Linked DNA regions of Mus musculus: region 1 is linked to region 2. A link is a loop called in an ENCODE intact Hi-C map of the cell type or tissue named here. Cell type or tissue: heart. All regions are shown on one strand. Each heading gives the region's core, and the rest is flanking DNA. Links, peaks and the distances in the headings are about the cores only.

The links. Hi-C counts contacts between places; a loop is a spot of excess contacts. Peaks named below come from ENCODE experiments on the same cell type or tissue, not always from the same donor. Only the 100,000 strongest peaks of a DNase experiment are listed, where the experiment ranks them.
Region 1: a loop joins it to region 2, with 1.9 times the contacts of the local background. A loop is called at or near these places in 7 of 42 quality-filtered maps.

The regions. Positions count from the first base shown.
Region 1 is chr11:74,399,907-74,415,949 of GRCm38, reverse strand. Rap1gap2 (RAP1 GTPase activating protein 2) reads left to right here. Exons shown (of 25, transcript NM_001015046.3): 13 at 1,430-1,559; 14 at 3,498-3,653; 15 at 7,991-8,062; 16 at 8,553-8,639; 17 at 10,093-10,227. Among named protein-coding and RNA genes, the nearest start is that of Olfr412, 43 kb to the right of the region's middle. In heart, for the core only: no CTCF peak of the experiment used is centred there; DNase peaks (open chromatin) are centred at 6,069 and 6,899; H3K27ac peaks cover 1,532 bases.
Region 2 is chr11:74,457,368-74,473,410 of GRCm38, reverse strand. The region is part of intron 3 of Rap1gap2 (RAP1 GTPase activating protein 2); the gene reads left to right. Among named protein-coding and RNA genes, the nearest start is that of Olfr412, 100 kb to the right of the region's middle. In heart, for the core only: a CTCF peak has its summit at 7,530 (motif pointing right); a DNase peak (open chromatin) is centred at 4,969; H3K4me3 peaks cover 679 bases; H3K27ac peaks cover 1,904 bases.

The DNA of each region.
Region 1 (16,043 bases), core at 2,933-10,932, 56 kb after region 2:
CACTCACCTGGCAGGCGGAAGAGAACCCTGGGCCGTTTGGAAGGAAACGACCCGATTTGGACAGCGCTCAAAGAACAGATAATTAAGACTTCACGCAAACATAATAACCCTCTTGGCAGAAATCCACACAACCGTGTATGGTCATTAAATGGACAGAAAGCTAGAATATTGGGACTATTGTTTGGAAGTCTCTGGTTTTGATTTTCCTAAGGAAAGGCAACATTTCAGAATATTTTAGTTGCTGGCATATGGCTGAGAGTCCTAAGACAGCCCCTGCCCAGGAGCCAAAACCAGCACCTAACATCTTGTGTAAAAACACTTAGTCCAGTTGCAGTAGGCGTTCAAATAATTACTGTCTTCCTTAGCTTCCTTCTCCCTTTTTTTCTACCTCTTCGCTCCATGTTTTCCTTAGTTTTGAAGTCACTACTGTTGCTGGAGTCAGTCTACAACAGGCTTAGAGTCCCACCTCGCCACAAGCCCTAAGATGTCGGGCCGGTGACTTTACCTGGAGAAGATCCCAGTTCCTTATCTATAAGAAAGTGAGATAAATATAACACTATAGCACCTCCAAGGTCACGGGGAATTAGAATAGATAGTGCAGACAAAGCAGGGTTGGAAGCTGAGTGCCTGGCTGCGTCCTTTTGGCCCTTTGGGTCTGAGATGCATCTGGGTTTGTTGTTTTTTTCCCCTCCCAGTTGCTGAAGACTGGTTCTAGGCTGGCAGCCACATCTCTGTGAAGGGGGAAGGGCTGGCTCCTGGAAGGCCATCAGTTCCTCCCTAACTTCTCCTTCCTGCCTGGGATGATACAAACATGGAGGGGTTTGGTCTCTACAGGAGCTGGCTGCTTAAAGCCAGTCATCTGTCCCTTCTTCTGTGGTCTCCCAGTCTCCTGTGGGTTCACCCACATCCAGTGGAGTGACTCTCTGCCCTGGCTCTTAACCGATGACTTGGACAGAACAAAGGCTCAGCCTTGGGAGCTTTGGGAAGCTAGGCCAAGTGTTTGTGTGGGGTTGTGAATGGATGGTCATCCCACTTGAACCACCCCATGGAGGATGCATAACAAAGTCTTGAAGTTGAGGCTCTGTTTGTTGTCTTAATTTACTAGTTAGTTAATTTGGTTGTGTTGTAAGACAAAGTCTTACTCTGTAGCCCAGGCTGACCTCATACTCAGGATCATCTTGTTTTGATCTCCAAAGTGCTAGGCTTACCAACATGAGGCCACAAGGCTGGACTTTGTCTTTCATATGGATGACAGATGGTGGAACACTGGGCTAGGCTGTTCAAAAGAACAGATCTCCACACCTCCCTGTCTTATACCCTTGTTGGCCCTCAGCTCATCTCTTCTCACCCACCTATCTGCTATTCATCCATAGTGTCACCAAGATGCCACCCCACCTCACTCCTTCCCTCCTGCTCTGTTTTATGCCAGTTTCCGAGGAGGCCTGGATGTGACCCACGGACAGACAGGGGTGGAGTCGGTGTACACCACTTTCCGGGACCGGGAGATCATGTTCCATGTGTCTACCAAGCTGCCCTTTACGGATGGTGACACCCAGCAGGTAACCAGCACAGGAAGGCAGGGTCAAGCTACAGGTCCCTCCCAGTTGCCAGATATGGACATCACACCCGGTTAAAACACTTCCTCGAGGCTCAGTGGGACAGTACTTGACTAGCAGGCAGGAGGCCCTGGGCTCTATCTCTAGTATCAACGCCAAGAACTTCCCCTGGGAAGTCAATGAAGGGTCAAGCTGGGGGCAAAGCAAATAAGGTTGATAAGGCTGCATAGCAGATCTGTAGATGGGAGCTGGAAGCCGGTAGAACAAGCTGAGTGCTTTACTCTCAGCAACTTAGTGGCTTCAGAATGTGGCTTTTGAGTAGTGTCTGTGTCACTGCTGTGATATTCTCTAGGTTTCCGAACAGTGGGCTCCTGAGAGATCTACACCTGGCATGTGCCTGCTTCTTGTGGAACCTCTGTCCCCTATCCTGGCCCTTCAGCCCTTCTGGGTCTTTGCTGCCCTATGACTGTGAAGCTTGCATGAGTAGCCTCTCAGCCTCATTGCCTGTCCCTAACCTGTGGCTCCAGCATTAGCCAACCTTCTCCAGGCTTGCTGCTTTGAGCTGCACATCCCTGGGGTGGGTCTGGCTTTGGCAACTGATCCTGATTGTTGTGACAGCAGTGACCCCATCCTGCTTCTTTCCTCCTTCCTATCTCAGGGAACACGGGAGGGCCTCTTGACCTGTTTGTTTCTGCCTAGGAGCAGGGATGTGAAATCATAAACAATGTTCATGGCTCCTTGGGAGTAAAAGAAATTGGCAAGCGAATTATGATTTGGCTCCCAAATAACTGGATGTTCCAGAAACAAATGGCTGTGAGATTTGTTGTGTAGCCAGAGTGGGTTTTCCCTGGTGATTTCATCTTTGGTCCCTGTTTTTTTTGTTTTTGTTTTTGTTTTTTTGCAGTCCCTCTCACAGCAGGTCTCCGAGGCTTCTTACCTCAGGGTCATCTCGCCCTGGCATGTGCTACAGAGCTTGACTCTTGGCAGGGACCAAATTAATGATAGTTCTTTCATTCTTTTTGTGAAATGGGAACTCAGGTGTGTGTGTGTGTGTGTGTGTGTGTGTGTGTGTGTGTGTGTGTGTGTGTGTGTGTGCTTGTATGTAACAAGTGAGGTTGTTTGCATAAAAGCCTCCAGTACCGAGTTCAGAGATTAATAGATACCCTGTAAATGAGAAAATCAATTAGAAAGGGCTGAGCACAAGTCCTGCTTTCAGGATACGTTTAATAAAGGACCAAACACACAGGCAGGATCTGGCGTGCAGGAAGACATTGATATTGGTAATCATCTGTATGAATAGCAGTTCACACTTCATGGCACACAGTAGGGGCTTGTGACCTAGAGCGCATGGCAAAGCGCCCGGCACTGCCGGTCCATCGGTTCTCCTCTAGCTTGCTGACCTGCGCTGCTCTCTGTCCTCACCTCTGGTGAAATGATCTGCCTCCTCTGTGTACATCTTCTGACCACCCTGCCTGTGTTTTCAGGACGCCTTTGTGGGTAACTGTTGAGCCCTCTGCTGTGTTGCCACTGCTTCTGCTCCTAAAGCTGTCACCTGCCAGGGAGCAACTGACATAGCCACGGCTGACAGACTGCTTAGTGGGTTTTTTAGGTGACTTCTCCTGTGGTTGCCTTTCTTCTGGATCAGTTATGGTTGTCTCAGGGACAGACCTCCATTCTCTCCAGGGTTCCGAGTCCAGGCTCTGTACACTGTTGTTTATAGCACTCAGGCCAGCTGTTACCTAACAACATGGCTGTCTTTCTCAATTCTCCTTTTGGTAATTCCCACAGACTGAGAGAAACAGCTCCCCAAAGAGTTAGCCTTAGAATTCAGGGTTTATGGACAGTGGGATAAAGAGGAATTTGCTGTTGAGCTCTCTCCTGTTTTGTTAACTCTCGTAACTAGGAGGTATTTTCTGTACCAATGAGGCACTTTCTGTTTAGCTGCAGAGAAAGCGGCATATTGGGAATGATATCGTGGCCATCATCTTTCAAGAAGAAAATACACCGTTTGTCCCAGATATGATCGCATCAAACTTCTTACATGCCTACATTGTCGTTCAGGCTGATAACCCCGGCACAGAGACCCCATCCTACAAGGTAAGGAAAAAGCCTCCATTGGGGTAGTCATGGGCCCATGTACATTCCTAGGGTTGGAGGGCTCAGTGACAGCAAGAGACACCAGTTCATTACCAGTATTGCAGTCCCCATGGTTGGCCCAGCTTCTGGGATTTGGAGCCTGGCTCTGGGTGGAGAGTGCCCTCTGAGGTCTCCATCTGCTGCTGGTAGCTTTTCAGCTTCTCATACAACAGTGAAGAAGCCCTGAGCACTGGCCACTGTGATAGCATTAGCTAGAGTAAGCCAAAGGAGGAAGAGGGGAGGAGGAGGGGGAAAGGGAAGAGGACGGGAGGAGGAGGATAAAATCAGGAGGGGAGGAGGAGGGAAGAAGTAGAAGGGGGAGGAGGGGAGAAGAAGGTGGGAGGAAGGGAGGAGGAGGGGAGGAGGAGAAGGAGAGGTGCAGAGAAAGGGGAGAGGAAGACAAGAGAAGATGAAGGCTAGAGAGGCCTCACAGACCCTGGTCTCTGCATCAGGATGGTGTGGACAAATAAACAAATTTAATTGGAAGATTTTGGTGAGAATGCAAGACCTGGGTGAGACTCATGACCGGGGACTTTTCTTTCTTTCTAAGATGAAAGCTAAAAATGTTATCCTGGTCACTGCTGGTGACACATGCCTGTAATCCCCAAATCCTGGCAGATGTGAGGGCGGGGGCAGGGGAGTCAGGAGTTTCAAGCTAGCCTGGCCTACATAGTTGAGACCCTGTTAAAAATAAATAAATAAAAAGAGGATGTGGAGGGCGTGGGAGATGAGAGAGATTAAAGGAAGTTCGATTTTAGTCAGGTATGCTGCATGCAAGTGTGTAAATAGTACATTAAACTCCATTAATATGTATAATTAGCACACGCTATTTAAAAAAGAGAAAGAAAGAAAGAGAGAGAGAGAGAGAAAGAAAGAGAGAAAGAGAAAGAAAAGGGTCACCTGCTGTAACAGGAGGAGGTGTATGGGATATAGTAGACTGTTTCGGCTCCCAGCCCTCAGCATCAGACAGAAATAGGACACACTCCTTTGTCCTCTTCACTGGCTGCTTCTTCACCTCCCTTCTTTCTCATAACCCCCCAGGGCAGCACATCTCTGTAGTCCATTGGTTTGAGGGGCCTAGGACTCATAGGAGATAGGCTGAGCTGGGGATTTTAGGGTAGGGCTAGGTAGTCTCCAAGCCCACAGAGATCTTGTGAGTAAAACCAAGTGCTGGTTTCTGTTTGTTTTTTGTTTGTTTGTTTGTTTCCTGGGAAGAGAGATCAGAGTTCAGTTCCCACAGGGTCCCCTGCATCACAGAACACTGGGTACCAGCATCTTAAGACCCCTTCCCACTACTGAGGCGGGTTTGAATTTGGAAAGATGCCCGTGTCTTCTAAGGTGCTCCCCAGAGCACCCCTCCCCCCCAGGCACTATGGGTGATGCATAAACTGTGAGGAGAACTGGGTTAGCTCCCTCAGGGCCCCCTGGCTGACACTGGGCCTTAGCTGAACCCTGAAGTAGGAGGGCCAACAATGAAAAAGGAGAGTAAAGGCGGGAGGGACCCCAGAAGACAGAATGACCGAGCAGCCTGGGGTCTCTGCTTCTGTCTCTTTGTTGATGTGTGACTGCAAGTCAGTTCCTTCCCTCTCTGGGCCTTTGTTTCTATCTTTGCAAAACAGGAAATCTGGATTTTAAAGCCTCAGGGTCCTTCTAGCCATGGCTACTTATGGGAGCAGAGACAGGCAGGATGGGGTATGGGCTGCCGGATGGTTTGGGGAACTCTGTGATGAAGGTGACCTTTTGTACATGTAGGTCGACAGGGAAAGTAAAGACAAAAAACCTGAGTGATTGATGGTGGCTTCTGCTCTGGGCCAGGCTTTGCATTACAGCAGTCTTCTTCGTCTTCTACATTTGTGTGTGTGTGTGTGTGTGTGTGTGTGTGTGTGTGTGTGCATGCGTGTGCATATGGAAATCAGAGGCCAACTTGCAGGAGTCAGTTCTCTCCTTCCACTATGTGGCTCCTAGGGATTGAACCCAGGTTGTTAGGTTTGGTGGCAAGTGCCTTTAGCCACAGAGCCGTCTTTCTAGCCCCTCGGATAGTCTTCTTGAAGTCTAACAAGGCCCATTAGTCTGCTCATAGGGAAGAGATTGAAGCTGATTGATGCTGAGGGCACTTAGAGCTGAGGCCGCAGAGCCAGGGAGCCGGGAGCTGGAAGTCTTCCCAGGAGCCTCTGGGGCATGTGAGAAACCGGCCCCGTGGGTGTGTGTGAAGTGTGGCTGGAATTGAATCACTTCTCAGGTAGGGCTATCTCATTCCCATTCACTCCAGGTTGGAAAGAGATTCCAGCTCAGCAATCAATAGGATTCCCCCATCCCTCCCTGCAGGGGCCAGTCCACCTCACTCCTGGAGTTCTGCCAAGGTTTCAAGACTTGGCTGTGAAACAGGCAGCTGGGGAGGGCCTTCCCTTGCCTATCCTGACTCCCTCTGAGCAGCCCTGCCAGTCTTCTGGGTGGCAGGCCATCCCTGGACATGGGGGTTTTGTTGGGTCTCTAGCCTTCCCTCTCTAAGCTCCCCTGGGCATCTGGTTGTAAGCCGAGAGGAGGGGGAGACCGAGGTCAGAGGAGGAGCTAGGATACGGATGGGACGTGGATGGACATTACCAGAAAGGTCTTGGGCCCTGCCCTGCTGCCCTGTGGATTTAAAGGCATTCCTAAGACCCTTACCCTGTCAGAATAGACTACTTTAATGCAGGCCTGAGGAGGAGGGGCCGGGCTAGGGAAACAGCTGGGCCTGCAGGCATCTGTGCTTTGTCCCACATGTCCCAGATACCCAGAGTGGGCAGCCAGATTCTTCTTCTGAGATGGAACAAAACAAAACAAAAACCAAAAACCTGACACACAAGCTTGATAAGTCCCCAGATTGTCTCTGTCCTCAATACCTGTGTGTCTGTGTCCCCCTTCCCAACATAACAAGTACACATGTGCACTAGACTTGGGCCACCAGTGCATGGTTGGTGGCTGGGGGTGGGGGTGGGCTGTGTCTAGCAGCTGGGGCTCAGCCAGAAATCTTGTCAGTGAACACAAAACCATTTCTTGAGACTCTGAGTACCTCAGTTTGGGCCATGTAAATGGCCTTGAGCTTGTAAGAAGAAGGCCCCATTGACCAAAGCTCTGCTTCTCCCCGCTGGACCTGGCAGGGCCCCAAGCTGCCTGCTCACCCAGTCTGGCAGACTCTTGCATCTGCCCTACTTCACAGGACAGAGTGGTTGGCAGCCTGCCAGGGCCTTCACGTCAGCCACTGCTAGTGAAGGGATAGGGCAGCCTCCCAAGAGCCCTGTAGCCTCAGGGGCTAACAGCAGGTGAAACCTAGGTACTTGCACAAGAGAGGAGGTGAGGAGTGGAAGCCACCTGCTGCAGGACCACCCTTGTGCTGGAGTCTCTGGATGGTCTTACAGTCCAGCCTCAGCATCTGGCCAGAGCCTGGATGTCCCCCATCCTCTTTCCCAGTCAATGCCCTTGGTATCTCTGTGCCCAAGCCTCAGCCAGAATGACTGGCTCCACATGTAGAGCCAGGCTTCAGACCTGGGTCACTGCCTGTGTCAACTTGCAGAGCCCCAAGCTTTCCTTGCAACCAGTATTTACTTGTTTCTTTAAAAAAATTATTTGTTGTTGATTTTGCTACTGGTGGCGTGTGTGTGTATGTATGTGTATGTGTGTGCATGAGCGTGCATGTGCACATGTGTACTTGTTATGTTGGGAGGGGGGACACAGACACACAAGTACTGAGAGAAGAGACAATCTAGGGACTTACCAAGCTTGTGTGTCAGGTTTTTGTTTTTTTAATCTGTGGAGCCATTTCTGTGGTCCAGTAGTTACCTTTTAAACACTCTGAGTTTGATTTATGGCTAGGTTAATGGGGAGTCAGAGTTGGGTTGGAGCAGTCTGGATTCTCTGTGCCCCTTTCTCTGGTTTTAGGGTGCTTGTTCCATGTCTTAGCCATCTGTTTCCTCATCAGTAAAATGAGCAGTAGTTCTCAGTTGCTTTCTCTGGGATGGATGCTGTAATGGGGTAGGGAGGCAAACCTCCTGGCCACCACCTGCACTGTCTGTACTTAGGGTCTCAGTGGTTCCCCAGCCCAGGGCATCATCTGGCCAACTTGCTTCTGGCCCTTAGGAAGGCAGAGGGAAGGATGCCGGATTCCATCCCATCCAACCCACTAGAGGAGCATCGTATGGGGCTCGTGGGTGATGCTCACATAGACGTTCTGTGTTCTGGGAAGGAGGGAAGGGGTATGTTGGTCTTCTGTAAGGTGTGGGACTCCTAGTCTGTCTTAGTCCACATGAAATTGTTTCATTCAGGTATCAGTCACTGCTAGGGAAGATGTGCCTGCCTTTGGTCCCCCTCTGCCAAGCCCGCCTGTTTTCCAGAAGGTAAGAACCTTTTCTTTTATACTTGTCCCATCCCAGACCCCAGATCTCTGTACCCATGTGTCAGTAGTTGGAATGGGCTTGAATGTAGACTGGGAACATTGTGGGGAGATCCTGTTATAGCTTTGGGGGTATCTCCTTTCTGGATATCTCCCACCTCACCCTTTGAGGTCAATGTGGCCCTTGTTGGGAGTTTGATGCCAGGGTTGTCCTCCTGTTTTTAGAAGGACTTTTATACTGTGCTCTAGACCCAGGAGCCAGCCTCAAGCATTGCCTCCAGTGACCAAGGTGCCCTATGGAGGGTGGGTTTCCCAGCGCTGGGGAAGCTGGCTTTCAAGTTGGTACATTAGCAGGCAGGCCTGGCCTTGGCTGGAAATGACCGGATATGAGAGGGCTAACGCAGGGGTTCTCCTGCCTTTTTGTCACTGTGGTTGGAGGCGTTTGATTGACAGCAGAGGCCAGGAGAGTTCTGAACCTCTTTCACCTGTTTCAGGGCGCAGAATTCCGGGAGTTTCTGCTCACCAAGCTCACGAACGCAGAGAATGCTTGCTGCAAGTCGGACAAGTTCGCCAAGCTGGAGGTGAGAGGGCCACACGGAAAGTCTCCTCTGGGCTTGTTTGCTTCATCCTAAGCCCTCAGCTCTCTGTTGCTTTGGGAACATTTTTTTTTCCCTTGGTAGGAACTCATCTAGATTCTAGGACTTACCTGCCAATCATCAGGTTTTTTTTTTTGAACATGTAGTATGTCCAGGTCTTGCTCTGTTACCAAGGATAAGTGAGATATCACTTCTGTACTATGTAGTGCCCATGCTGGTAGAGGGACCTTTACAGAAGAGAAGCTAAGATTTATAATAGAGTGTATTTACTGTATTATACTATGGGCCATGATGGAGCCAGTGGGTAGTGACTGCTTCTGCTAGGGATAATGGAGGGTGTGTTCAGGGAAGGCTTCCTGGAGGAGGTTGCTTTTGAGCTGATGAATCTTGACATCTGATAAAGCTTTTGCATGAAGAGAGTCTGGAAAGTCATTCAAGACTCAGGGAACAGTCAAAGGTCCAATAGAATCAGACATTGTTGGGAGGGGGTGTGGCCAGATGACAGCCTCCTGTGGCTGGAAGACGGGACTGCAGATGGTTGGCTGCATTGAATGGCGCAGGGTTGTGGCTTGCAAGTGGTAGGCGCTATGAAATTTTTAAAAGTGTTTGATTCGCATGTTAGAGACATCATTAGCCAGCAGGTGTTAGAGTTGGAGGAGGAGAGGTTGAAGGGGAGATAGAAAAGGAACTGGCCAGTTAGAAATGATTAAAGAGTCTAAGAGGCTCAACAAAGGTGAACCCTTCACAGGAGGCACTGGGCTAAACTGCAGGTAGGCGTGTCCAACCAGAGGCCTGCAACCCACATGTGCCTCAGGGTAGCTATGAGTGTGGTCCAAGCAAAAATCATAGACCAGTAGGTATAAAACATTATGAACGTTTCCCCTGGTAACTGCCTGTGAAGTTCTTATAGATTGGCATTGTATCACACTGTCAGAAGGTTGGACTGGGAAGACATGATGGACTCCTAGAAATAAATAAGGGCAGGGAAAGTGGAATTGTGGGGTGACTCAGTCTTTCAGCTCAGGCTCGGCGGGGACAGTTGGGAGAGGAGCTTTGTTAGGACTGTGGCCTGCAGAAAGGGCTTGTCCAGTCTGTTGTGTCTGGAGTCCCCCTGGAGGTTGCTACCTGGCTGTTACAGAACCATGGGCAGAGGGGTTGTGCGTATAGATCCTGGTCTGAGATCTGGGGTAGGGGGTCCCCAGGGTAAGCCTTGGAAGAGCTGGTATGGCAGGGAGAGTGGGGGGGGGGCAGGCCTGGAACATTTGTGCTAACTGCAGCATTAGTGAGCATGAAGCCCATTCTCCTCCTAAATCCTACCGTGGCCAGGAGCTGGTGACAGAATAGCAGCCCTCAGACCAGGCATCCGGGCCAGAGAAGAAAGGACACGTCTCTCTCTGCTGTCGGTGTCTGTACACCTGTATATACCACTCCTTTCTAGGACCGGACCCGGGCTGCTCTCCTGGACAACCTTCATGATGAACTCCACACACACACTCAGGTCATGCTAGGCATGGGCCCGGAGGAGGACAAGTTCGAGAATGGGGGCCATGGAGGATTCCTGGAATCTTTTAAGGTATGGACGCAGGCTGAGTTTGGGTTGCTATGGAAGAGGGCAAAGAAAGAAAATGGCTACGTTATTGGGGATCCAGCCTGAGAACCCAAGGACTAGTCAGAAGTGACAGGATGGGGTGGGACTTTTTAAAGGGCTGGGGCATGGTGTGTGAGATTGGAGCAGCCAGTGTTGATTCCAGAGCGTGGGGTATCTCCATGCTCTCTCCCATCTTTAGCCCAGGAATCTCTGAGGTCACAAGCCTTGGGGTATTTAGTAGCTAGGTCGGTTGCTGCTGCGTGGTTCTTCCTTGCTGGCAGGTGCTGGGGCCCGGTTGGCGGTGGATGAGTGGGTGGAGCCACAGGCGAGTCTCTCCAGCTTTGAAAAAGAAAAGTTTTACCTAGAATGAGCTTCCTGTCCCCAGAAGGACTCAGATAACCACAGAACCAGTGAGGGGCACAGGTGGCTCCATTATCATGTCTTGGCTGCAAGCTTGTTGGTCCACACGGCACTTATATTGGCATCTGATTTGATCCTGACTACATATAGTCATGTACATTTGGATAGTGATTTCTGGATATCTCCTTTAACACAGAGGGGTGTGGGTGAGTGCTGGAGGGCAGGCTACAAGAGGCCGTGGGGTCTTAGGACCCTGCACCTCAGAGGTTCACACCTAGATTTTCTGACTCTAAGCTTACGTTTCTGCCAGGTTTTCCACTAGAGAGAGATTCATAAACATGACATTTTGAGGTATTAGGATTGGGGTTATATGCGCTTTTAAAAGTACCCAGCTACAGGATACTGGGAAAGATCTTTAAAGTTCGTAAGGTTCAGTTTTCTTGTTAAGGAACCAGAGATAATAAATTGGACCTCTGTCACCTTGTTGTGCGAGTTCATTGGAATAATGCCCAGAAATTGCAGATTGCCTATGACACAGTAAATACTTTTAGCTGTGGTAATAGGGCACCCATTATCTGTGCTGTGTAGGTTGCATATAAGACTTAAACTTCCCAACTGTCATTAGAGCTCCATGTGGAAGGCTGGAATTGTGGCTATAATAATTTTGGCATAATAATTCACACTCAATTTTAGTAATTGTAAGTATAGTTTTACATGTGAGGAAACAAAGACACAAACACTAAATAATTAGTCTTAGGTCACCCTGGAGACAGAGTTGAATTCAGGTCTCCCAAATTCCTAACAGCTACATGATACTACTCCCTCCCAGTTTCTGACCATGAAGATTCCACCCATACTGGCCAGGCCTGGGCAGGTCTGGGTCAGTTGTTCACTGCCCAGCTGACAGCTGAGAACAGGCAGAGCTCTGCTGGCCCTAGCTAGAACCAGCTGCTGAGATTCCTCCTGAGGGTGGGAGGAGCCGAGGTGCTTGTCCAGGCTGTTAGGAGATTCTTAGGGTTTCTGGTATAGTCTTGATTGAAGAGGCTGTGAGAAGAGGAGAAGCCAAAGCCGGGTGAATCTAGATGCAAGAGGAGCTGGGTGTGGAGGAGCCTGCCTGTATGGCCAACATTTGGGAAGCCAAGGCAGGAACATGATGAGTTCAAGGACAGCTTGGGTTACACAGTGAGATTCTTCTTTATTTCTGTTGGATTTTGAGAAAAGTGGAGGACAGAGGGGGAAAGGAATGGAGAAGGAAGAGGGAGCCACGGTGGACAGATTGTCTTGCCAAGAGGAGGGTCAGCATGAGGCAAGGTAATAGGAGGCAGGCTTGGGCCAAGGGAAGGTAGAGGAGCGGCCACTTAGTGTCCTCCTGAGGCTCCAGGGGCTCTGCCCCACCTCGTATCACACCTATCAAAGTGTCCCGCTCCCCTCCCACAGTAAATTAATTTACGTAGCATGATCAGTGCCGAGCCGCGGTTGACAAGCTAGTAAGATGCTGTGCTTTGCAGACATTCTATGAACATTGGTTGCTTTGAGTCCTACAGGTTTTCTTTTGTATGTAGGAGCTATATATTTTTTTAAGGTTTCAAATGTTTCTGTAACATTGTATGTCGGCTCTGGACATTCTGCCCATGGGTCCACTGGATGAGGTGGCTCAACAGCCGAAGGATGGTGGCTCCAGGACAGTTTGCTCAGTCTTTTGCATCTGTTAGGAGTGGCCATTGGTTTGTTTCACTTCAAGGTGTCTGAGGTATTCCTAGAGGGGCTTTCACTCGAGGGCATGCTGCAAGACTCTTTTATGACTGGCCTATAAGCCAGTATAGCAGGGACTTGTTTTTTAACTCTGTGGTTGAAGGCAGACCCGTTTTTTCCATTCAGATTTCATACCTACCTTTGAGGTTGTGAAGTTGTGGGGATAGATAGAAGGGGCCATGAGGGTCAGGCACACAGAGTGAGCCTCTGGAGCACTGATGACCATGGCCAGTGAGTTTCTCTTTTCCTAGAAGGAGACCTTGGCTTTTCTTGTCAACCCCTTCAGTGTTGTTGATTCAGGTCTCCCATGTGGAGAAGCCTGGGCAAGGGGCAGGCATGGTCCTGGCCCAGTTCAAGAGTCTGTGTCTAGTGCCTTAGTCAGGACTGTGGTGTCAGGATTACTGATTTTTTTGGGGATTAACCCTAGACCTCTGTGGGATGTCTCCAGGATAAAGGGTTATTTGCAATGATTTCAGGAAGAAAATGCGTGGCTCGAAAGTTCTCTCACAGGCAGGCACTAGCTAAGGATGCGCAGGGATGAGTGACACCCACTTCCTATCCCCTTCAGACTGGTCTTCCCTAGAGGGCCCAGCTGTGGCCTCTGTGGCCTTGGGTTGTGTGCGCGCCCCATGGGGACGGACGGTTCACTCATACCTCACTTTAGTTCTGGCTGTGAGTGGAAGCTTCCCCTTCAGGAGACACGCACTGGTTGCTTTGTGGACACCTAGATTTGCTTGGAAACCAAGCTGCTTGGAGGGATCTCAGGACCTGTCAGGCCTACTGACACTCGGAAGTTTTCGTTTTCATGTAGATGACAATCTGAGAATCTACACATTTCTAATGGAAAAGACTCATCTTTTGCAGTGTTGCGTTGAATGAAAGATGTTTCTGTGGCTCAAGGGGGTGGCTGTGGCCATGTTCTTGGGAACCTCACAGGTTTTGTTTTGTTTTGTTTTGTTTTTATCTGATGAAGAAGCTGTGTATCACTTCCTTTTGGAAGGTATTTATCTCTAGATCACCTATAATGAAGTAAAAAGAAAAAAAATGACAGTTGATTTGTCCGTGTGGTATGGGTATAGCACATATGGACCCTCGTTTGAGAAACACTGGACTGGCTCAACTCTCTACTGTCCTCATAATATGGAGGCAGGGGTAGAAGACAGTGGGACAGAATTGGAACCACAGGGAGCAGGGAGGCAGCAGGCTAATTTCTCTCACCCTTTGAGGAACTGGTGTAGGTAGTGCATTGGTCTCACCTGACCTCTAGTGGCAGGAGAGGCCAACAGACATCTCTGGCAAAGTCTTTTTGGGGGTCCTGTAGCTACAGGCCTGCGTGACACCAGTAATGGTGGATGGGGGATTGTGATGGGGCAGACACAGTCCCCAGCCTTTGACATCTCTGCCACTCCTTTTGCTCATGGAAGGGGAAGTCATGGTACCAGGGATGGATTGCAATGAGAGGGGGGAAGGGAAGGAGTGAGAGGAGAGAGAGAGAGAGAGAGAGAGAGAGAGAGAGAGAGAGAGAGAGAGAGAGAGAAAGAGAGAGAGAGAGGAGTGGGGTGCTCAGGCCTTGGCCTGGCTCTGCTCAGCTTATGGGTTGGAGCCATAGTCTTTAAGTGAGCTACCAGCATGTTCCTGCTGGAAGAACAGAAGACCTTGACTGAAGCCATCTCAGCAGGCAGGAGACTAGTAGTATCTTTGTGTCAGAGGCCCTGCCTCTGTTACTTCTCTTGGGGTTTGGATGGGCATTTCCACTCTCCCCCAACCCCCACCCTGTGCTAATCTCCTTGATTTTTGTCTCTGATGTTGAGTTTGTTAAGTTGAAAGAACTCATAGAAACCTCTTGTAAGGAGGCTGTGGTGCTGGTGGCCGGGCAGTGAGGTGACACTCGTGGGTAATGAGAAAGCAGTACATTCTTTCTCTGTCACCTCACAGCAGAGCTGGATGGAAGGCAGCAGTGGGGTGGGCTGAGGGCTGGGGGCCACAGGGACTGAGGGAGATCGGTGCAGCTAGAGGTGATCGGCCGGGAGGACGGCAAGGGACAGTCACGGGAAATGGCCAGCACAAGATGGCATGGTTGGAAATATAGGCGAGATTCCTGCTCTGCACACAGGACTTTCTGAGGGTCAGGGCACCCACTGCTGGAATGAGCTGGAATGGAGAACTCAAGCAGGGGTCAGGTGAGCTTTGTCAAGCACAGGTGCCCCAGCCTCCTGAAGCTAATACAAAGGCTTCCATGACCGCCCTTCCCACTGCCTTCCTCATGCTATCACTACCCCGTTCTCCTCTCCGTCCCTCTTCCCCTTTTCGTTCCCCCACACTCACCCCCCCGTCTTCTGATTCTGTTGCCTAGATTGACAGGGATGGCACTTCCATTCAGTTGCCCATTGGACCATAATATGGAAAAATTATTTAGATGTCACTGGACAGTTTCATTCAAATCAAGCATTGTTTTGGGTCTTAGCGATGACCATCACTTGTCTTCACACTAAAATGGGGGCAGGAGAGCTGACCCGAGTGGGCAGATGTCATCCCAGGGGTTGGACACAAACACTGTCTCATTTCATCTTTGTGACAGCTCTTCCTGCCAGGGACCATGGGAGAACCAGGGCTTCACCCTTCCTGTTGCCAAGGGCAGGAGAGCAGGTGACTGACACCCTGCCAAGCCCTGGAATTCTGTCAGTTCATTGGGTCCTCAGATTCTTTCTGTTGACTTTGACAGTGGCACATGGGCATCTGAAGACACTGTCCTCCCTGACATTGGCCTTTGACATTTTTATGAGAGTCGGATCCCCAGACCTCCTGCTTTCCTGTCATCTTTAATTCATCAGCCAGTGAATTGCTCCATCTTGGCCTTCATCTCTATCCCATCTCCACATCCTTTCCTTCTCCCACCTCTCTCCACTTCTCCCTCTTCCTGTATCTCTCCGTCCTCTTCCTGTATCTCTCCGTCCCTTCCCTCTCCTCCCCCTGCCCTGCCACCCCCTCCTCTCCCTCCATCCTCCTTCACCCCTTCCCTTCCTCTCCCATTTCTTTTGGAGATAGGGTCTCACTCTACAGCTCAGGCTAACCTTGACTTCTCAAGTCTTCCAAGTTGTATGGATTACAGGCACACACTCCCATATCCAGCTCTGTGTTTTCAATCTTGGGGTCTGGGATCCTATCTTTGAATCCCAGCTCTGTCTCTTAGTGGTGTGTGACAGTTATTTGTCGCTTGAGAGATTTTCTATTCTCTCTATACCTCAGCCTTGCAAGGATTCATTAGATTGTGTGTATGAAGCTCCTTAGACTGGACACGTTACACAGGGCTTGTTATTCATACTTGGATCCTTTCAGAGCATGAGAGACTGAGGACTAGATCAGAACACAAATGAAGAGTTTGAAGTGGTGGTGACAGTGGTGGTGACAGGCCAGGGGGAACAACCATATAAAAAGGTGCTGGCATTTACCAAAGCATTTGTGTCATGTAAGGAGCCTTTCTTCCCATCCAGGCACATATCCTCAGGTTTCAATGAGTCCAGGGAGTCTCTGACGCTTGGGTGGTAGAATGAATCAAATATTCTGGCTCTAGCAACCAGTGTCCCAGGAACACTGTTGCTAGGCAACTCTTCTGTGGTTCCGAGAGGGGAGAGGTCTCATCCCTCATGGGGCATCTTTGATGCAGACAATAGAGGCTACATGATGTTGAT
Region 2 (16,043 bases), core at 4,073-12,072:
ATGGGTTCTCTAAAGGTTTTGAGAAAGATCATTGTTAAAATGAAGCAAGCCAGGGACGATGGTGCATACCTGCAGTCCCAGAACTTGGGAGGTACAGACGTGAGGATCTGAGTTCCAGATTATCCTTGGCCATAGAGTGAGTTTGAGGTCCACCTGGGCTACAGTGACCTTGTCTCAAAAACAAAAAGCTGGCAATGATTAATAATGAACCCATAGTGCCCCTCTGTGTTGTGACTGGCTCTCTGCTTTGGAATGTGAGAATCAGGTGGGTTTTAGAGGGAAGACAGTGCTGCCTATGAACTTGGCCCCTTGAAGAGTATTCTCCTTTTGAGGGGGAATGGCTGTGGGTGGTGGCTTTGTCTCTTCAACTGCATGGACGAAGCCTTCCAGAGCTTGGAGCTTCAACACACGCAGCAAACACTCTGCTGAACCTATCTCAGGAACGAATGTGGTTTGGGAGGGAATAGCATGGGCTGAGCTAATTTGATTTGGCGGTGCGGTCAAGGAGTTTCCGAAATGTCAGATGTTAATACGATGGCTGGCAGGCTCTACAGTGGGAGCCAGAAGTAGCTGGGCAGCGTCATCTGTTGTCCAGGAGGGATGTACGAGAAAGGAAGTGGGAAGGGGGAGAAGAAGAAAGCAGGTTGAAGGAGGGAGGGAAAGTGGAAGGACAGAGGCTGGAGGCCGTGATCAGGAGGGGAGGGAGAGGAGAGGTGAGGTGAGTCTGGCCTGCAGCAGCAAGGAACATGCGCTTCAGGACTAGACTGGATTTACACTCTGACAGGCTTTGGCCACCTGATGGAACTCTCAGTGCTGTTCAGAGGGATGCACCCTGCAGTCCTTTGCAGCATGACCTGCTGTGTTTCTCCAGCCCTTTCTTCCCAGGGTCTGGTCCTGGTGATGACCTGGTCTCTGAAGTGACTAGAATTGATCTTCTCTCAGAGATGACCTGGAGGCTCAGGATGAGAACCAGGTCAGATGCACTCAGGGCCTTGTCCCACTGTAGGTGTCCAGAAAGAGCTCTGGTATGTTCTTTGGGGGTATTCCTTGCATGGTCAACAGACCTGGGCTATGAGGGACAGGAGACAGAAGCTGGGGCGGGTTTAGGGAGGGCCTAAGGCTTAGTGACTCCTAATTGAACTGGGAAGATGTGATCTGTAGGAAGGGTAGAACCACAGAGAAGGCCCTTTGAAGTCAACATAAGATAACTCATGGTCCATTGCTGGGTTTTGAGGGAAGAGGGGCCTGGATAAGCTAAACAAACAAACAAACAAACAAACAAATAAATAAAATAAAAAATAAAGTTAGGAAACCCCTAGACAGTGATCCCCCACACTCCTACTTCCCAAGAAGGCTACCTGGTTGGGGGACTTTCATGCTAACTGACTTTCAAAGCATTTTGTAAAGCAGAAAACAGGTCAGTGCCTAGGGAGGGCTAGGGACCTGTCACAGGGGAATTCAGAGGCACCTGAGGGTAGGGATGGTGGTAGAAGTGGGGACCAGGCAGCCAGGCTCTGTGCAGCAGTTCAGATGTTCACTTCAACATTTCTTCTTCTTTACTTATTTGTTTAATTTATTTATGTGTGCGCATGTATATTTGTACACATGTGTGTGGGTGCACACATGCCACGGTGTACATGAGGAAGTCAGAGGACAACGTTCAGAAATTAATTTTCTTCTTTTACCATGTGGGTCTTAGGGAATGAACTCAAGCCATCAGGTATCGTAGCAGGCTGTTTTTGAGACAGTCTCACACAGCCCAGTGTATTAGGGTTCTCTAGAGGAACAGAACTTAAAGAATGAATCAATCTACACACCTTCCTTCCTGTCTGTCTGTCTATCTATCTGTCATCTGCCAATCTATCTATCTATCTATCTATCTATCTATCTATCTATCTATCTATCTATCTACCTATCTATCTATCTATCTATCTATCTATCTATCTATCTATCTATCTATCTATCTATCATCTATCCATCCATTCATCCACCCACCCACCCATCCATCCATCCATCCATCTATCAAGACAATTTATAAGAATGGCTTACAGGTTCTGGTCCAGCTAGTCCAACAATGGCTGCCTACCAATAGAAGTAGTAAGAATTCAACAGTTGTTTAGTTCACAATGCTGGATGTCTCAGCTGGTCTTCAATATATGCCAGAATCCTTAAGAAGTAGGCTGCAATACCAGTGAAGGAATGAACTTGTTGTCAGTGAGAGCCAGAATAAGCAGGCAAAGTCAGAAAGCATCCTTCTTCCATGTCCTCTATCTAGGCTGCCTGCAGAAAGTGTGGCCTAGATTAAAGGTAGATCTTCCCACCTCAAAAGATCTGGACTAAAGGTGGATCTTGTCATCTCTGCAGATCTTGATTAAAAGTTTCTCTTCCCACTTAAGTGATTTAAGTAAGAAAAAAAAATCCCTCACAGCTTGGGTTTTACTTAATTCCAGATATAGTCAAGTTGGCAACCTAACCATCACACCCAGACTGACCTCAAACTCGATATGTAATTGAGGGTGACCTTGAACTCCTGACCCTTCTATCTCCACCTCTGAGTGCTGAAATTACAGGTGTGTGCCACCCTGTCTGGTCTGGCATTTCAGTTTCGAGGAGCAGTGAATGGTTAATAGAGACAGTTCCAGGATGCCTCAGTTTCTCCCCCACGGATCCAAACTGGACCTGTCAGGCCTGTCAGCTTCTTCTGGCTGCTGTAACAAGTGGCCACGGCTCAGGGTCTGAAGACAGCACAGGTTTGTCACTCCCTATTTCTAAAACACCCTATCCCCTGGTTATTACTGGAAGTTGCATTCCCCGTGGTGGTTTTGAGAGGACCCATGTCCTAGCCCCATCCAGCTTTTGGTAGGCCGCCTCTGTGCCTTGGTATCTCCCTTGCTTTGTTTCCAGAGCTAGTGACTCTGAGCCAATTCCTTCTTCTCATGCTACTACCCTGCCCCTGCTGGTTTCCTTTCCTGATGACGTTGTGCCCACCTGGGTCACGCTGCTTCTCCTCCCATGTCAGGGTCAGTCACAGCAGCCTGGAACCTATCTGTGACAGCAACACTCATGGCGGTGTGAGCTTACACATCTGTAGTTCTGGGAATCAGGATGAGGGCATCTCTGAGGAACAGATGGGTTGTTCTTATGGTTCAAAGGTGGAGGCCAGGTCTTGTTCAGGCCTTGCCTCCTCATATGTAAGACAGGGAACCACACCAGCTTATGACTCTGAAAGATTCCATGGCCTTGTGACTGAGGCGCCTCCATTCGGGTTTCATTATTTTGTGAACCTGTAACTGGTGAGTTCTCACATGCCCTTACCTTGATTGTATAGCCTTGGGGTTGGAGGTTCATTGAATGTTCTCCATGTTTTTCTACAGAGGAAAGAAGGCTACATAACCTGTTGTCATGTTAGAGTTGAGACATGACCCCCATTTAAAAATAGCGTTTGAATATTTATTTATTTTAATTTATGTGTATGAGTGTTTTGCCTGCATATATGTCCATATACCATGTACATTTCTGGTGCCCAAAGAAGTCAGAAGAGGGCATTGGTTGGATCCCCTGAAACCTGAGTTACAGGTGATTGGGAGTCATCTTGTGGGTGCTGGGAATCAAACCCAAGTCCTCTGCAAAAGCACAAAGCGCTCTTAACCACAGAGCCATTTTCCAGTCCTATGATTGCTTTGTAATGTTCAGTTAGCAAACTTGCAAATCACACAGACACACACACACATACACACACACAGACACACAGACACAGACACACACACACACACACACACACACACACACAGAGAGAGAGAGAGAGAGAGAGAGAGAGAGAGAGAGAGAGAGAGGATGAGAATGCTTTATTTCCTCAGCTATAACAGAGGCTTGTCAAATTTTTTCATTTGTTTAGATTTTGTTTTTGTTTTTGTTTTTGTTTTTTTTTTTGAAACAGGCTTTCACTATGTAGCACTGGTTAGCCTGGAACTCAATATGTAGCTCAGACTGGACTCAAACTTATAGATCTGCCTATCTCTGTCTCCTAAGTGCTGGGATTAAAATCATTCACTATGAATGGACATTTTGGGGAGACAGTTTCATGTAGCCTAGCCTGGCCTCAAACTTGCCTCTCAAGTGCTGGGATTACAGATGTGCACTATCATGTCTGGCTATGTGCCACTGGAGTTCCTGGACATTGAACCCAGGGCTTGAGGAGTGCTAGCCAAGCCCTCACTAAAAAGAGCTGTACCCCTTCCTCATTATTTCTTCCTCCTCCTCCTCTTCTTCTTCTTTCCCTTCCCCTTCTTCCCCTTCCTCCCCTTCCCCTTCTTCCACCTTTTCCCCTTCTCCCCCCTTTTCCCCTTCTTCCCCTTCCTCTTCTTCCCCTTCTTCCCCTTCCCCTCCTCCTCCTCCTTCCCCCTCCCCCTCTCCTTCCTCCTCTTTCTTCTTTCTTCTGTCTTGTCATATTTTGGAGGCTGGCCTGGATTTTGCTTATTGCCCAAGCTAGCCTGAAACTCATGGTTATTCCTTCTTAGCTTCTTGGATGCTGGGATTATAAGCAACCCCAGCCTTTGTCTAACCTTTTCTTTAAAGTGCCATTGCTTGCCTCCAGTCACACACTGTCATCCTCCTCTGATCTAGCTTGAATTTTTCTTGCTGCACATTCAGATCACTGTCTTACAATTTAGCAGTCTGCTCATAGGTAGATAATGACACCTAATCCCCTATAAATCTGTTTTCTGCCTTATTCTAACCACAGCACAAATGTGCTTCCTAGACCCTTGTCATCTCTATGTTAGTGGAGTGGGCATCTGTGTGTGGGCCTGGGGTCATTAGGCTGAGGGTGGGAGGCAACTCATTGTGCGTAGATAACCCCAGGTGACCTGCCTGGTGTGGAAACTCCCCCTCCTGGTCCTCCAGGTCAGATAGCGTTGCCAGGCTACCGGAGGCTCCAGTGGGGAGAGAGAACAGGCACACATGTTTAAAATTCAATATTGTGTCCTGGCAAACACTCCAGCGGGGCCTTCCAGCCCACTGATAATCTCTAATTCTCCCCACTCCTTGCGGGCGGGGCTCTGCCCTGAGACCCAGATGGTCTCTTCTGGGAATTGCCTGTCAGCTGTTGTGAGGGACAGGGTGGGGGTGGGCTTGTCACTATCTTGGATCATTCTGAGCAGATTCCTGGGAGGCCTGGGCTGGCTGGTGCAGACCTGTCCTTCAGAGGGTATTCCAGAGGATGAAAACCTAGCAAGGCCATGTCCTGTCACAGGTGGTGTCCATTTGAGAGGAAAGGCTCCTTTTCAGAGAAGAGCCCTTTCCTAGGTCACTCAAAGGGCACCCATGACTCTTTCCATGGGACCTCCTGTAAATGGAGACTTTTCACTAAATTGGTTGAATCTCAATTTGAAGGTGGGATTCCAGGTGTAATATGGCTGGCTTCCCTGCAGCCTCATTTCTTTCTGAGGTAGTTCAAGGGTTCCTCAAAGCTGGGGTCCTGATAGAAGAGTTAGGGAGTGAGCAGGCAGTCCATATGTGCAGTGGGAAAGTAGGCCACCTCTTCCACAGGTTCACACAGCCGCTTCGGGTGTCTAAGAAGCACCTGGCCCGTTAGGTCTTCCTGACAGGAAGGGATCACATGGATCCAGCACTGGAGGTCAGGAGCAAGTCGTGTGATTTTTTTTTTTTTTCTTGCTCGTACAAGCCTCTTACCCGTGGCTCAGAATCTTCTCCCCACCCATAGCCCTTCTCCAGGCACAGCTGGGAAGCTGCTCCCCCTACCCAGCATTCCATGCACGCCTCTAGTGCGGTTTCAGCTCCTCACACACCACAGGGTGTTAGGAGGATCCCCAAATTCACTTTACAGTGTCGTCGAATGTTTCTCACGGGTGAGTTCTGCCTAGGGCCTGGGGACACACACAGCAGGAAACAGAGCAGATACAGTTCTTATCCCCATATGCCCGACTCCTAGACAGAGAGACACTGTGAACAGAAAGCCGGCACCTGTTGCTGCTCCTCCGTGCTCTGATGGAGAGCCATGCATTGTATTTTGGAATGGATGACTTTAAGAGTGGCATATTAGGGTTTCTATTGCTGTGATAAAATACTGTGACTAAAAGCAACCTGGGGGGAGGAAAGGACTCATGTTGTCTCACACTCCCAGTAACAAACCATCACTGAAGGAAGTCAGTGCAGAACTCACACAGGGCAGGAACCTGGAGGCAGGAGCTGAGGCCATAGAGGAGTGCTGCTTACTGGTCTGCTTCTCATGGCTTGCTCAGCCTGCTTTCTTATCTCGCACCCAGGACACCACTCAGTGAATTGGGCCCTACCACATCAGTCATCAATCAAGGAGAGGTACCATAGGCTTGCCCACGGGGCAATCTGGTGGTGGAGGATATTTTTTTCAACTGAGATTCCCTCTTCCAAAATGACTCTAGGATTGAATCAAGTTGACAAAATCTAACCAGCACAAATGGGAAAGGCAAATGTGTTTGGGGCTTGGGAAGAGTCTACAGGAAGGTGACAGGCAAGCTGTGCCTAGCAGAGAAGGAAGGGCTTTGTGAAGGGCAGGAAGAGTATGTCTAGATCCTGGGGATAATAAATGCAAAGTACGTGGACAGGCAAGCGCCTGCTCCCCAGGAGCAGACAGGAATCATGGCTGCAGGGGTGTACTACACAGGGGAGGGTGGAGAGGCGGCAGCACACATGTGGATCCTGGGAGTAGGTTTGGATATTTTAAAAAATAATTTATTTCTTTTATGTATACTGGTGGTCTGACTGCATGCATGTCTGTGTGAGGGTGTTGAATCCCCTGGAAACGGAGTTACAGACAGTTGTGAGCTGCCATGTGGGTGCTGGGAATTGAATCCAGACTCTCTGGAAGAGCACACAGTGCTCTTAACCGCTGAGCCGTCTCCCTGGGCCAGGGGTTTGAGTTTGGATTCTTAAGAAATATGTTTTGGTTAATATTTTGTGTGTGTGTGTGTTGCCGTCAGAGCACAGCTTGTGGGACTGGCTCTCTCCTATCGTGTGGGGCTTAGAGATGGAACTCAGGTCATCAGGCTTGGTTGCAAGTCTTTACAGGCTGAGCCGTCTCCCTGGGCCAGGGGTTTGAGTTTAATTAACAGAGAGATGTGATCTACATCTGGCAGCCGTGTGTGCAGAATGAATTATCGATCCGCAGATGTGGGAGGAGGAAGGCTTCGTGAGAAGCTGCCACTAGAATCCAGGACCTTGGACCTGTGCAGTCAGTGGAGGTGTCAAGAAGGAGTGGATGGTCGTTATGTTAGAGAGGTCAAGTCAATGGAATGGGCTGGTGGCAGGTGAGGGGGAGGGAGAGAGCTAGATGGGTCGGCCAAAGGAGACAGGAAGGTTGTCACAGAAGGTGTGAGGTGTGTGGAATTCCACCGAGGTGGCCAGGCCTGAGACTCCACCCACCCTAAAAGGAAGTGTGTCTCCCAAGTGCCAAGCCCAGTGCCTGCTCTGCCCGCTGAAGACAGAGGGCTCCCTTGGCACCCAGGTGCTCTGCTTTCTAGAGGTGTTTGACTTGCGCTGCCTGCCAGCTCCAGGAGATGGCGCTCTGTAGATTTCACCGTGTGCCCTGCTGAGCTCACCTGTATCCCTCCCTGCCCTAGCAACCACATCCCCACCTTTAGGCCTTTGAGAACAAAGTCAAGGTGTTCACATTCCTGGTGGTCCTGTCGGACTAGTTACTCACAGGGTACCACTTGTCAAAGGACTCTTTGATTTAATGAAAATGGCTCAGGATGGTGGTATTCACCTGTAATGCCTGTACTTGGGAGACTGAGGCAGGAGGATTGGAAGTTCAAGGCCAGTCTGGGCTCCAGAATGACACTGTTTAAAAACAAAACAAAACAAAACAAAATCTAAAGAACAAACAAAAGCAATGAAGTTGGGTCTGTGCCTTGGGTCCAGGGCACCTGCTCCTTAGGGAGCCTAAAGGCCCTGGGAACACAGGTAAGATTGAGGAAAGCTGGAACACTTGGATGGATCTGCTTGCTGGGTGCTGGGCAATCCACTGTCTGGGCCTCACATGCTGAATGGCTAGGAGGTGACCTGGAACTTCTTTGACCTGTGGGTTGCTTCTTCCCTGTGACTCCCCCTTGTAGCCAACACCATCAACGACAAGGTAGTTTTGTGGCTAGGGGAGAGGTCCTGAGCTGCTCAGCTGCGTACTGTGTCGGCTGGGTAGACCCACTCCAGACTCACTATTCAGCTCTCTTATACCATACCTGAGCCAACACAGCTTCCTCAGTCAGGGCAAGGATGTCTGATGGGCCTCACTTTTTGCTTTGCTTTGCTGGCTGGTCCACTGTTTCAGTCTAGCCCTGCTTGAAAACCTTGAGTCCCAGATCCGCAAGGTGGCTTACACCCTTAGGACCAGGGCTCCTTAACATCTCTGACACATGAGCTGGATACAGCCATTACTTTGGTTAGCAAGGTGTTGGGTTGTGAGCAAAAGGATAAGGGACTGCCTTCATGTTCCCTTGCTCTGAGACCCTCCTCTGTTGTCCGTGATCCTGAGCCTGGGTCATCTGGGGAGACAGAGTGGAACTGATGCGGATGACAACTGTTTATGATGGGCAGGCGTGTGCAGCTGATCTCTTTTTCCTTGTCTTTGGGGCCCATAAACCTCAGAGGGACTGGGTGTGTGTTTGCAATGAGTGAGTGTTTACTGCGTGTGTGGGGCGTGGGGGTGGACTTGAATGCAAATGTTTTGGGTAGCACTCTGTTATGCCAGCCCAGTGTTTGGGGCGTCTGGGGGTGGATATCCTGGGACTCTGCACTGTGAATGCATTTTTCAGCCAAATGATTTCCCCAAACAGGGACCTCTGGGCCTGGAATGGACAGTCCACCGTTCCTCCCATAAACCAAGTTGGGGTCTTCATTTGCCCCAGCACCCCATTTATCAGCCCCAGCTGGAAAACCAGGGAAGGCACTCATGTTATTTGACATATGGTTTATGGAAGGGAGAGCTGTCTAGCGTCAAAGTCTCCATGTACTGTACATGTATAATTAGTCTGCTGGAGCTGAGGGACTGAAGTACTTATTTAGGTAATCATTAACTAGAACATGGAAAAGAAGCGAACATGCAATTTGCAGATGTTCTCCCTTCCTGCAGGTTAACCTGAAGCGAAGCTCCCAGCTGGTGGGGAGGCTGAGGCCCCCCCCAACCCCCACCCCCACCCCAGCCTCCCTCTGCCATGGCTCTCTGGTGACAGAAGGCTGGGGAATCTTTTAATGGTGGCCAGGACCGGTGGGGATGACTCAGATGACATGTCCTGTGCACATCAGAAGAGTCATGCACCCCACCCCTTTTTTAAATGAGCCTTTTCCCACTCTCCCTCTTTGCTCTAAACCATTGCTTCTCAACCTTCCTATTGCTGTGACCCTTTAAAACAGTTCCTCATGTTGTGGTGACCTCCAACCGTGAAATTATTTCCATTTCTACTTCATAAGTGTGATTTTGCCACTGTTATAAATTGTAATGTAACAAGCTGATATGCGGGATATCTGATATCTCAACCTGCGGCTGCAAAACCAATCAATCAACTCAGTGTTCAGCCCCAGCAGCACGTTTGTTGTGCACCTACTGTGTGCATGGTGAGAACCAAGCTCCGGTAAAATCCCAGGACTCTGTTGTCCCAGGTGCAGGAAGGTGTTCAGAAGAAGAGCCTAGATCATTGAGATTCTTCCAGAACTATCCTCAAACCTGCACTCACTACTGACTGACGGTGCTGGCCCGGGTAGTGGATAGGTGCCTTGTTCTTCACTTTGAAGCAGAGGCTGGGCAGCAGAGGTCACCAAGGCAGGATGGTGCTGGGCAGTACTGGTCTGCTGCTGGTGACAGGCACCTAATGGTCCCTCAGGGGACAACAACAGCTTCCCTGCAGGAGAGTGGGAAGTGAGGCACTGGAGAGCAGAGGTCCACCAGGGAATGTAGGCAGCAGTCTGGAGATTCAGTTCCTAACATTTGACCAGTGTGAGGTTGGGTCCTTTTTGGCAACCCTGGCCATGAGTTATGCGATGGTCTAGAAGACCCCGCATGCTGGGGACTAGTGTGCCGAGCTGGGGTTCACAGCCAAGTTACTGGCAGGACTCAGAAATCCTCTCTGGTAGGTAGCCAAATTCCTAGTTCCCCAAGAAGACTCCTCAGGGGCAGGAGATGGAAGGATGTTCAGGCAGGGACAGCTAGCTAGTGAGAGGGAAACAGGAGCTCTGGGTCAGGCCAGGTGCCACATCTCACCGTGGTGAGTTCGGTCTGGGTGACAATACACAGAATTCTCTTCATTTCTCTCTGGGCACAAGTCCAGGCCAGTGCTGGGGAGGAGGGGGCTCATACTGAACCATCATGGTCAGCACCTGTGGTCCCAAACTTGTCTGTGAATGGGAGAGAATGGATGCTAGACAGAAAGTCTTGCTGACTGGTTCCTACTCCAGAGTCCCAAGTGTGCCATGCAGGAAGTGCCAACCAGAAAGTGAGCAGGGGTCAGGGACAGAGAAGGAATGGGAGAGGGAAGTGTGAAGGCAGGCCTGTCACATGACTGGACTCCCCACCAGGCTGTCAGGAGGCAGCCCTTGCCATCTGTGTCTTCCAGGGCCAAGGAAGCTTTTCTGGAAGGCCCGTGGCTTCACCCTTTCATCTCTGGGGTCTGTTCCCTCTCTTCTTCCTTTCAGCAGGAAGCCTCATGCAACCCTGAGGTCTCTGTGAGGTCAAAGTCACACGTGTCCCTCTTTATCTCCCTGTCTGCTGAACCCACCAGTTCCCCCGCTGACAGAGACTCAACAAGGTTTGTCTCCAGTGACCTCAAGGGATCTTTATAGCTGTTTTTCTTGAAGCTGAGTTTCATGTGGGGAAAACTGGAAATTTCAGGCCACACACTAGATCAAGACCAAGGGCTCTGCCAGAGGACATCAAGGCCAGGAGACTCTCTACAGTGCTGATGCCTGCACCTCAACCAGCACTGGGCGGCTTGGTAACTGGAACCCAGCTGCATCCTGAAAAGTGGGGCTGTTCCTTCAAGGCAGCCGTGTTCTCCTGCACCCTTTGAAGGCATGTGTGGCCTCTCTTGACCGGTGGGGTCTGTTATTTTTATGTTTTTTTATTGTGTGTGTGTGTCTGTATGGGTATGTGTGGATGAGTGCAGGTGCCCACAGAGGCCAGAGGCATCAGATGCTCAGGGGCCTGGAGTTCAAGGTGGTTGTGAGCTGCCCCACATGGGTGCTGGGAACCGAACTCTGGACCTCTTTCCAGAACTGAATAGTGTGCTCTTAGTCATTGAACCATCTTTCCAACCACTGCGGTAGGTTTATGGGTTTATCTTATTTCATATATACTATAGCAAAATTTCTGAGGCTACATAGCGTTAGAACGAAAATGATAATTTTGGCTCACGATCCTGGAAGTCCAAGGTGGAGGGCCAGTATCTGGTGATGATCATGATGGCAGGTTTAGAGCCAGGGAGCCCATGTGCACCTCTGCTGGATCCTCTCTTATGGAGCTACTGTATGCAATAATGGGGCTTCACCCCGTGGCCTATCCCATCCTGAGCAGTTTCCAAGACCCTCAACTTGAGCAAGTGATTGTTTAAACCTCTGCCTTTTAGGACTTCATAGTGGAGATCAACTTTTTCTACACAGGAACCCTGGGGCACACAGTCAGTCCACATCCTCCCTCTGCTGGGTCTCTGTCCCTCTTCTTTTTTTAGGCTTTGAGTTGGTGCAGTGCTTTATGATGTACAAGCCACTTTCCTAAACGCTTCTGGTTCTTATAGCCGTAAGAGAACTGTTATTCTCCCATTTTATAGGTAGGGAAATTGAGGCTCGGGGAAGTAAATGAAACATTTCCCTTCACTGGGCATCAAGGACACAAGCGTGAGTCTTGTGATTCCAAGCTTCATGTTCTTGCCTCAATCCCAAGAAGTAATCAGGAGGCAGAGGTAGGGGGATCTGTATGAAACCGAGGCCAGCCTGGTCTACAGAGCTGTAGTCTCCCCTCCCCCAGCCTGAAACCTGCTTGCTCCGGGGTGGAGCTTCCTGCTCATTTGTTCTGCCACGCCCACTGCTGGAACCTGCCTCTTTGCTGTTCGGAGCCACACACGTGCTCACCCTACTACTGGACCCGAGATTATTCGGCGGGAATCGGGTTCCCTTCCCCTTCCTTTATAACTGAAATGTCGGAACTAGTAAAATTGAGCTTTGATCAGAATGACTGTCTTGGCTACATTTCTTTCTCTCACCACCTAGCCCCTCTTCTCTTCCAGGTTTCCAAAATGCCTTTCCAGGCTAGAACCCAGGTTGTGGTCTGCTGGCCGGACACAACACAGAGCAAGTCTCAGGAGAGAGGGTGGGGAGAGAGGGAGAGAGGGAGCGGGAGAGGGAGAGAGGGAGAGGGAGGGAGGGAGGGAGAGAGGGGGGGGAGAGAGAGAGAGAGAGAGAGAGAGAGAGAGAGAGAGAGAGAGAGAAAGGAAGGGAAGGGAAGAGAAGGGAGAAAGGAAGAAAGGAAGAAGGGAAGAAAGGAAGAAGGAAACAAACAAATAAAAACCAAACCAAACCACCCCCTGCCTCAAAACTTACTAAGCCTCTGCTGCTGGAAGCACTGCTCCAGAGACATACGTCCCCTTTTGGTTTAAGTTCTCTGAAGTCAGGAGCATCTCATGAGCCACAGTATCCAGGGTTTGCCATTGCCAATGTTCTATTTGTGTTACACGCTATATGTGGTGCACACAGTAACACATTATCTTATCATGGGCACTGCTGTAGATGGGAGAAAATCTGGTGTGTGTAGTCACAGCTTCTGCCACCAGGGCTTTCCAGTTGAGAGGAACAATCAGACCTAGCCATTAACTGTGTTTTGATACCTACACAAGTATGCAAACCAAGCCCAGTTCTGTGGGGACGTTGGTTGAGAGCTTTCCAGTGGCTTGAGGAGCTGTGGATGCAGCCCAGGGATTAGTATGCACACACTCCATCATTAACGAGAGAGGGAGAGAGGGAGAAAGAGAGAGAGACAGAGACAGAGACAGAAACAGACAGAGAGACAGACACAGAGAGAGACACAGGGAGAGAGAGAGAGAGACTGGCTGACTGACTTTCAGGAGGACAAGTGGTATTTGGGTCTTACCAATGTGTATCCAAGCCACATTGGTGTGCTGATGTAAAGTTTGAACCCTGAAGGATGGCTGTGGTTTGCAAGGCTGTCTGTTGATCAAGTTATTCACCTCTCAGCCTCAGTTTCTTCATCTACAGAGTGGGCAGGGCCAGCATGCCTGTGGTACTGGTGGTGCTGAGGCCTATGTAGGAGAACAAGTGAGAAGTGTTTAGTTGGGGTCTGGCACAGGCAGTGAGAACTCGGTACATGTTGGCACCTCTCCCCAGAGTAAATTCTGTCAGTCCAGCGGCATTTATTGACGGCTGCTGTGTGCGGTAGGCGCTTCTGCATTTGTGATCTCGGCTCATCCTGGGAAACACCCAGGGTGTGGGGTAGGATCATTAGTCTATTTTTTTAAGCCAAGAAAACGAAGTTGGAAGTCATAGGCCTGGCTGGTGGCCTGCTGTGGCTTGGATGCCAGTCTCTCTGACTGTCAGTGGGTCTTTCCCCTGGACCGCAGCTGCTGGGGAAAGATTGAGGCCAGAAAGGAAGTCTGGCTGGTTGGGGGCTCACAAGGCTCATGGTGCTTTATCACATCAATATCACTGGGTGTCCTGCGTGATGGGGCTTCTGGTTTGGAAGAGAGCTGGTGTAGGGGTAAGGCAGGGGTTCTTGGACACAGATGAGAGTCTCATTAAACCAAGCAGGAATATGCATGGGCGTTATTCTCCACACCCTCCATTTCCATGGACAGTGGTTGGTTTTGCATCACAGGATGGTTATTTGTCTCTCTGGCCTCTGCTCTTCCTCCTCCTCCTCCTTGGAAGTGCTTGAGATGCCTGCGCCCTGGACTGGCACTATGGCCACACTCTGCTTATGACACTACCAGAGCTCCAGGCTTCCTTGGCTAGCTAAGACAGTCCATACTGACCCCAGAATTAATCATAAGCTCATTCAGTCCTTCCCTGCCTTTTCCTTCTCTTCCTTGATATCCTCCCCAGCTCACCCTCACGTGGCTCTGCTTCTAGCAGGCTGTGTGACCTTCAGCAGGCCAAGTAACCTCTCTGAACTGTAGTTACACTTTTCCTTGATAGCCCTGGGGGCCACATGAGATGCGGCAGGGGCTCATCCCAGGCCTGGATGAAGTGGGGTGAGTAGGAGAGGGACTGAGCATGATCTTCCTGGAGTCCCCATCTTTAGCAGTGTCCAGAAATCAATAAGTTAGAGCTTCCTCTCTCTCCTGCCTCCTCACTTCCTATTACTGCATCCCTGTATTGCAGAAGGAATCTGGACCGTGAGCATACTGTGAGCAGACAGGTAGCGGAAGCTTACTGGGTATGGCGTGTCTTGCTAATTAGAGCCTACCATGCCCCTGGGACTGCAGGAATGGCAGGGCCAGGTGGGGGCTCTACAAAAAGGCTCTTGGGACCCTAAGCAGGAACAGAGAGAAGCCAGAAGCAGGTGTGGGAGGGTCAGGGACACAGGAGCCCCACACTTGGTCTTTGGGCTCAGCAGGGGCAGAGAATCACCCCATGGCTTCTTCAACACTATGCTCCATCAAGTGTTTCAGGATTTGGAAGGGACATTGCCAGCCTTCTCTAGAGCTGTAGTTCCCTCTCCCACGTGGCACTTGCAAGTGTGGTGGCCCAGACTCTCTTTCTCACCCATTCTGATTTCCCATGTTATTTTAACCTCAGGGATAGACCCATGCCAAGTCCTCTATTGAGCCATGCCCTCCCCTAGCTCCCAAGGGCATCTGACCTTTCTGTCTCCTGTGGGATACTCTTAGGGCCACTACAGCAGATACAGGCCAGGCGGGGATGTGTCTGGCAGCCAGGGAACAGGACTGGAGAGGCAGAGAGGAGCCTTCTGGGTGGGTCGCTTCTCAAGCTGTCTTGGGAGCTGGAGTGGGGAGAACCAGCTGATCATCATGCAGGCATTTACAGATTGGTTTCCATGCTTCATCTTGCCGTAGACTTAAGTACCTACACCAGGCTAAGTGGCCATCTTTCTCTATTTTACAGATATGGAAACTGAGACTCGAAGGCTGAACAATTAGCCTCACAGCTCCCTAGCAGCATGGGTTGGAAGTGTGCCCGCCACACACCAAATCTATGGCTGTCTCGTGTGCACTGCAACCCTCTTTTGAAGGAATTTAATAATTCATGCCTTCACTTCTGAGCTGGGCTCTCTGCCTTTTCCAGAGCTGATTCTGGTGAAGGTGCTGGATAGGCATGGAGTCTGACATGCTTATATTGGGAAAGAGACCCAGAAACTCAGAAGAGTCTCAACCCCCGCCCCCCTTCTTCCAACTCAGCATGTTGGCACCTCTGAGCTTGAAATGTGTGTGAGTCTCCTCAGGCCTTTTGCTGTGTTTCTTTAAAAAATTCCTTTTGGGTTTCTTAAGGCACGAAGCAACTGCTGTCTTTAAAGTGCATTAAAAATTATTTTTAAAAAAAACGAAAGCAATGACCAAAGTAATCCAGGCTGTTCCTGATAGAAAATAGCTCCCCATGCCTCTGCACCCCTTCCCACGAGTCCCCCACTTCCCAGCAACTGACTGCTTGCTGTTTTAGCTGCGTCTCCGGCTTTGGGCAATGGTGTTTTAGACTCTTGTTCTCAGGGATGTAGGTGTCTGCTGTCTTTTACTTTGCGTTTTCCTTGCATGCAGGGCTTCCTAACTCACAGGTCTTGAGTCCTACATTGCCCGGTGCACTTGTCCTCATTGTCCTCCAGCCCTCTGGCATTCTTCGGTCTAGCCCTGTTTTCAAGGCAGGAGTGGAAAGGGAGCCTGCTTTTGATTGTCCTGGGCCCCAGGTACATTCCTCCGTCATGGCGCTCCTTGGGAGTGACTTCTCACCCTATGACATACATAGAGTTGACTCTGCCAAGCCCCGGGTTACCCAGAGAAGCAGCTGAAGCAGCAGGAAGGGTCAAAGGTCATGGCTAG